Linked DNA regions of Homo sapiens: region 1 is linked to region 2. A link is an interaction called in ENCODE POLR2A ChIA-PET data of the cell type or tissue named here. Cell type or tissue: Panc1. All regions are shown on one strand. Links, peaks and the distances in the headings refer to the core of each region. The heading gives the core; the rest is flanking DNA. Region 1 has its middle 95 kb from the start of COCH. Region 2 overlaps SCFD1 (sec1 family domain containing 1).

What was found. ChIA-PET counts read pairs that join two places held together with the same protein. Peaks named below come from ENCODE experiments on the same cell type or tissue, not always from the same donor. Only the 100,000 strongest peaks of a DNase experiment are listed, where the experiment ranks them.
Region 1: POLR2A ChIA-PET joins it to region 2 with 8 read pairs; 3 of 35 experiments call an interaction of 5 or more read pairs at or near these places.

The regions. Positions count from the first base shown.
Region 1 is chr14:30,778,284-30,781,207 of GRCh38, reverse strand. No RefSeq gene overlaps it. Among named protein-coding and RNA genes, the nearest start is that of COCH, 95 kb to the left of the region's middle. In Panc1, for the core only: no CTCF peak of the experiment used is centred there; a DNase peak (open chromatin) is centred at 1,714.
Region 2 is chr14:30,713,542-30,716,465 of GRCh38, reverse strand. It overlaps SCFD1 (sec1 family domain containing 1), which reads right to left. Exons shown (of 25, transcript NM_016106.4): 20 at 489-542. Among named protein-coding and RNA genes, the nearest start is that of SCFD1, 93 kb to the right of the region's middle. In Panc1, for the core only: no CTCF peak of the experiment used is centred there; no DNase peak of the experiment used is centred there.

The sequences.
Region 1 (2,924 bases), core at 242-2,741, 65 kb before region 2:
ATTCACATACCATACAATTCTCCCATTTAAAATGTACCATTCAGTGGTGTTTAATATAGTCACAGAATTGTGCAACCATCACCACAGTTTGTGTTAGAACATTTTCATCACCCCAAAAGGAATTCTGTACCCATTAGCAGACTCTCTGTGACCCCCAAATCCCCTATCCCAAGGCAGTAACTAATCTACTTTCTGTCTCTATAGATTTGCCTATTCTGGATATTTCATATAAATGGAATCATACGATATGTAATCTTTTGTGGTTGGCTTCTGTTAAAGAAAACCAGAGCCAGACAATAGGTTCAAGCTGCGAACAGCGATTTTATCCAGGAACTATGACAACGGGGAAAAAGAGACCTCAGTGTAGAATGGTGCTTAATTCCGAATATAAGACAAGTGGAGCCGGTTGAAGGTGAAGGGGTGGAGGAAAATTACTAGAGGAGACATCAAGGGTAGGGGGAATTCTTGCTAAACCTACCTAATGGGATTCTTGCAGAAGGCAGGCTAAGGTGATGATCAGACGTCATGTGTGGGATGATGGAAGATGAGGAATTTGGTCAGATATTGAGGATAATCAGGTTTTGAGGGTGAGAGATTTTGCTAAATTGACTTAACAGGATTCTTGCTAAATCTGGGCTATGCAGTCCTGAGCACAAGGTCCAAGGGTGAGGCCTAGTTGAGAAAAGAGCTTAGAGGAAGCTGACTAAAGTTGGTTCAGGAGAGGCTCTTTGTTACTTCTTTCACTTAGCATACTATTTCAAGTTCCATCTGTGGTGTAGCATGTATCACCACTTCATTCCTTTTTATTGCTGAATAATATCTCATTGTATGGATAGAACAGGTTTTGTTTATCTATTATTTGTCTATTGAATGGGCATTTGGGTTGTCTCTGTTTTTTGGCTACTGTGAATGGCTGCTATTTTTTGGCTGCTATTAACATTTATGTACAAGTTTTTGTATGGACATGTCTTCATTTCTCTTGGGTATATATCTAAGTGTGGAATTGCTGGGTCATATGGCAATTTGATGTTTAACCTTTTCAGGAACTGCCACACTGTTTTCCAAAGAGGCTGTACCATTTTGCAATTCCACCAGCAGTGTATGAGGATTCCGATTTCACCACATTCTCCCCAACACATATTATTATTTTTATTTTTGAATATAGCTGTCCCGAGTGTGAAGTGGTACCTTACAGTGGTTTTGATTTGCATTTCCTGATCGTTAATAATGTTGAGCATTAATCAATACTGCTTTAATCCCAATGAAGTGTAGATAAGACCTGGGAGATTTATTTAAAGGATAGAAAACAATCAGTAAATGACCCATCAGCATGTTGCTGTTGGAGCCTGTTACTTGTGCCTTAAGGGTCTTTCTGGGATGGGGACACACAGTGGATTTACTCATTTCCTTCAGCCTCTATAGTCTCATCAATTTAGGTTCTAGGTCATTGTTTTGGATCTAATACACACACTAGTCACCCGTCATTACATCCCTCACATGCTGCCCAAAGTTATGAAAATAAAAAAGACAAGTAGAGAGTTTGGTATCCTAGTAAGAGACTCCATAGAAATCCATGACTTGATTTGAGAAAATAAGTGCAATGCTGTGTTATTGCAGGAATCTTGAATCATAGATCAAAAGCCCTTCTTCATGGTCACTGGTAAATAAAGAAAATTCTTCTTCTATTTGTGTAGACAGGGCCAGCAAGCTTTGTTTGTAAAAATCTGGATAGTATATATTTTTAGTTTTGTGAGTCATAGATTTCTGTTTCAATTACTCAGCCCTGCAGTTGTGGTGCAAAAGCAGCCACAGACCATAAATAAACAAACAGGTATGATTGTATTCCAATAAAACTTTATTTACAAAAAAACAGGTGTTGGGCTGGATTTGACCCACAGGTTCTAGTTTGCTGATCCCTGGTGTAGATAAAAGGAGAGATTCTTGAGATTTCTTTCTATAGAAACCTGAAAATGGACAAGGGAGGATGCTTTTTATTTTTCCTACACAGATGTTTTACAATTGTACTTGGCTTCTCACTATCCTTGGGTGGGTCAATTGATTAATTTTGCAGAGATTATTTGTCTCTTTCTTTAAAAATTTTTGTGTTATTGCTAGGACAGCATCTTAGAGTCATTTAAAACTAAATCAGATAGAATTTCCAAGCCACCTTTAGGAACAACTTATTCTCATTATTAACGACTTCAAAAAAATCTGAGAACAACAGGAATATTTATTTAATTCGCCTATTAATTTCATCAGTTATTTTCACTCAGTTTAAACTCTTTCATGTACTTCTCCTATTTCTATTACAGTGAAAGTGCCCATAAAATTATACTAGTTATTGATATAACTAGTAACAGGACAGACAGCTAGGAAAACTGTTTAATATCTCATTTCAAAGTCTAGACCACTAGCTGTTGTCTTTAAAAACACTCTTTAAGAAGCTCAACTGAATCAAAATTTAGACTGAAGCAGAAGTGTGAAGGGAACAACCTTTTGGTTTGAGAGGCTAGGCCGGGGCATGGGCCGAGGAAATGCAAATCGGCATCTATGACCTGCCCTAGGACCCCGGGCTCTGTCATCTGCAGCTTAAAGAGTCCTAGCCAATACAGGGGACTTCCTCTTGGAGTTGAGATTTGGAGGATGATGGCTGGGTACTAGCTGGACAGGGAGGGACCAGGGCCCAGGCAGAAGGAAGGGCTTGTGCAAGGACATGGACTTAAGTGAGAAAATTGTGTGTTTTGGGAACGGCAAGGACTTTATTGTTCCCAGAAACCAAAGTAAAAAGGGATAAAGGGGCCGGGAGCGGTGGTTCACGCCAGCACGTTGGGAGGCAGAGGCGGATGAATCACCTGAGGTCAGGAGTTTGAAAGCAGCCTGCCCAACATGGTGAAACCCCGTCTCTACTAAAAATACAAAAATTA
Region 2 (2,924 bases), core at 185-2,684:
TGACCCATTTGTCTATTCACCCAATGATTTCATTGTCAATTTACTTCTTCAGCCCAAAAGAATTTAGTGCCCTGTAAACATATGTACTTAACATTTTTACTATGCACTTCTTTCCTAATTTAACTTTTATAAAATTAAATTGGTTTGGTACTCTTTATACTATATCAACAGATGCTCACTGGTTCTTTTTTCATTTATAGAAATTTGTTCCTTAGGATATATTTTACATTTAATTATACATATAGGATATAATCTACATGACATTTGAATGAGAGCTGGCCAGAATGGGTATGGCAGCTGAGAAAACCAATTCCCAGAATCCGTGATAATGGCTAAAAAAGGCTTCTTGAGAACATGGACTCTTCCTTTTCCTCATGTATTCTGCTGTGATTAAGCTCACAAGGAACTCAATCTGATTTTATCCTCTTTCATACTAGTCAGTTTGACACATTCGGGAATTTACACAAAATATGTTATATGGTACTCACGGGGTTTGACTTCATCTCCATAAGATTGTCCAAAATACGAGTAACAGGTAGATTCTGTGGAAAAGTATTTTGTTAAATATTAGAATATTAAACCAAAGTTCTTCTCTATTAAAACAACCTGATCATTCTACAGTTAAGTATGCTTACCTTTCAATTAAACACATTCTAAGATTAAGTAGTCTGTGAATGGTAAAGGTGATGTCAAAGATGTAAATACTCTTGGCACTACTCAAGTTTCCACAGGAAAATATAATTCTAAGTAAAATGCTTCTTTAAATGTATAGGTGTATTCAGGTTTTAGTACAAATACATGTTTGGGCTTTTTACTTTGTTGGGTGTTTGCTTTTAATACTAGTAACTGCAAGCTTTTGTTTTGATCAAACAAGAATCCCGTTTTTTTTTTTTTTTTGACATGGAGACTCGCTGTCGCCCAGGCTGGAGTGCAGTGGCGCAATCTCAGCTCACTGCAGCCTCTGCCTCCTGGGTTCAAGTGATCCTCCTGCCTCAGCCTCCCAAGTAGCTGGGAATACAGGCTCTTGCCACCACGCCCGGCTAATTTTTATATTTTTAGTAGAGACAGGGTTTCGCCATGTTGGCCAGGCTGGTCTCAAACTCCTGACCTTAGGTGATCAGCTTCCCAAACTGCTGGGATTACAGGCGTGAGCCACCATGCCTGGCCAGAATCCCACTGTATTTTTTTCATTTCCTCTCTGTGGATTATAAAAGTTCTCTTTAAAAATAAAGTAACTTTTAAAGTTCGTGAAAACGTATGAGATTAAATGATGTAAGAGTTCGTTCATTTCTAATAAAAAGGTATTTTTTGTACTTAGGAAAATGGGTATATGGATACACAAACAACTTTATTGACCATTTTTATTTTGCCTGGGATAAGTTCCAAGTTTTCAATGTTGCACTGCATCATCTTACAGAACAGATTCCACTTTGAACACGAAATGTACAACACAGGTGCTGGCAAAAGGTTGTCTCCTGACTTGTTTATAGGCTGTGGCATAAGAAGTACTGTTACATTTCAGTCTGACAAGTTTTATTATTTTGAACATAAGTCAAATTTAGAAAATTTAGAAAATTATGGCTATTCAAAGTGCATTCCTAATGAAGTGTTATTCTGTTCATTTTCAACTGGTATTTCCTTTGTGAATTGTACAGGATGTTCTGAAGAGAACAGTCTTGTATCTATTGTACTTTATGTATTTCAGAGACTTCATACAACAAAAACATTCAATCTGATTGTTTATAGATCAGATAAAAATCTATAAATAACACATTACTATTATATAAGGATTTTCCATTTTGATAACACATTACTATTATATAAGGATTTTCCATTTTCTTAGATCATAAAACATTTTATTGTTATTAAAATGGACTGTCACTAAGGATACTGCTGCCTTCCCTAGACTGGTAAAGTGAAAACCTTTTAAGATTGTCTCAGGCAAGTAAAATTAAAATTAAAGCTATTTCATTTGTGTTGGCTAGGTACTTTCAAATATAAATACAAGCATCAAATGTTCAAGCTGTCTGAATATACTTCTGAATACTATTCAGAATTTTTTTTTTTAAAGGTGGCTCAAAATTTTACCTTTTTTTTTTTTTTTTGAGACGGAGTCTCGCTCTGTCGCCCAGGCCGGACTGCGGACTGCAGTGGCGCAATCTCGGCTCACTGCAAGCTCCGCTTCCCGGGTTCACGCCGTTCTCCTGCCTCAGCCTCCCGAGTAGCTGGGACTACAGGCGCCCGCCACTGCGCCCGGCTAATTTTTTTTTTTTTGTATTTTTAGTAGAGACGGGGTTTCACCTTGTTAGCCAGGATGGTCTCGATCTCCTGACCTCATGATCCACCTGCCTCGGCCTCCCAAAGTGCTGGGATTACAGGCGTGAGCCACCGCGCCCGGCCAAAATTTTACCTTTTAAGTTTTGTTTCAAATAAAATTGAGTCTGTTCACTTAAGAGTGAGTCTAAACCAGTTTCTCTAAAGAGTAACTGGGTGCAGATTTAAATGTGCTTTAAATAAAGATTTTAAAATGCTTTATCCAAAAGAGAAAACTATAGTTAGGAATTCCAAGTAATACCAACAAAAGATAATGAAGTACTTTGCAACATAACAAGAATAAATAATTAAAAAATTCTGGAACAAAAGAACATTGTAAATTGTTTTGTAAAATTTTACGAAAATTGAGAGCTTTATATCAATTTCTCTATTTACACTGAATTCTGTGTTTATCTTCCTGCATTGTACTCTTAGATCTATACAATGGAGGAAAATTTAGAAAAGGTTATATATAATGATAAACCATAAGGGTCATATTATTTTTATTATATTTGTGAAAATAATTGGAAGTCTGAATATTCATACCAATATTCCATGATAAATCTTTATTTAGTCTAAAATGAGATTTTCCTAAGGATACAATTAAATTT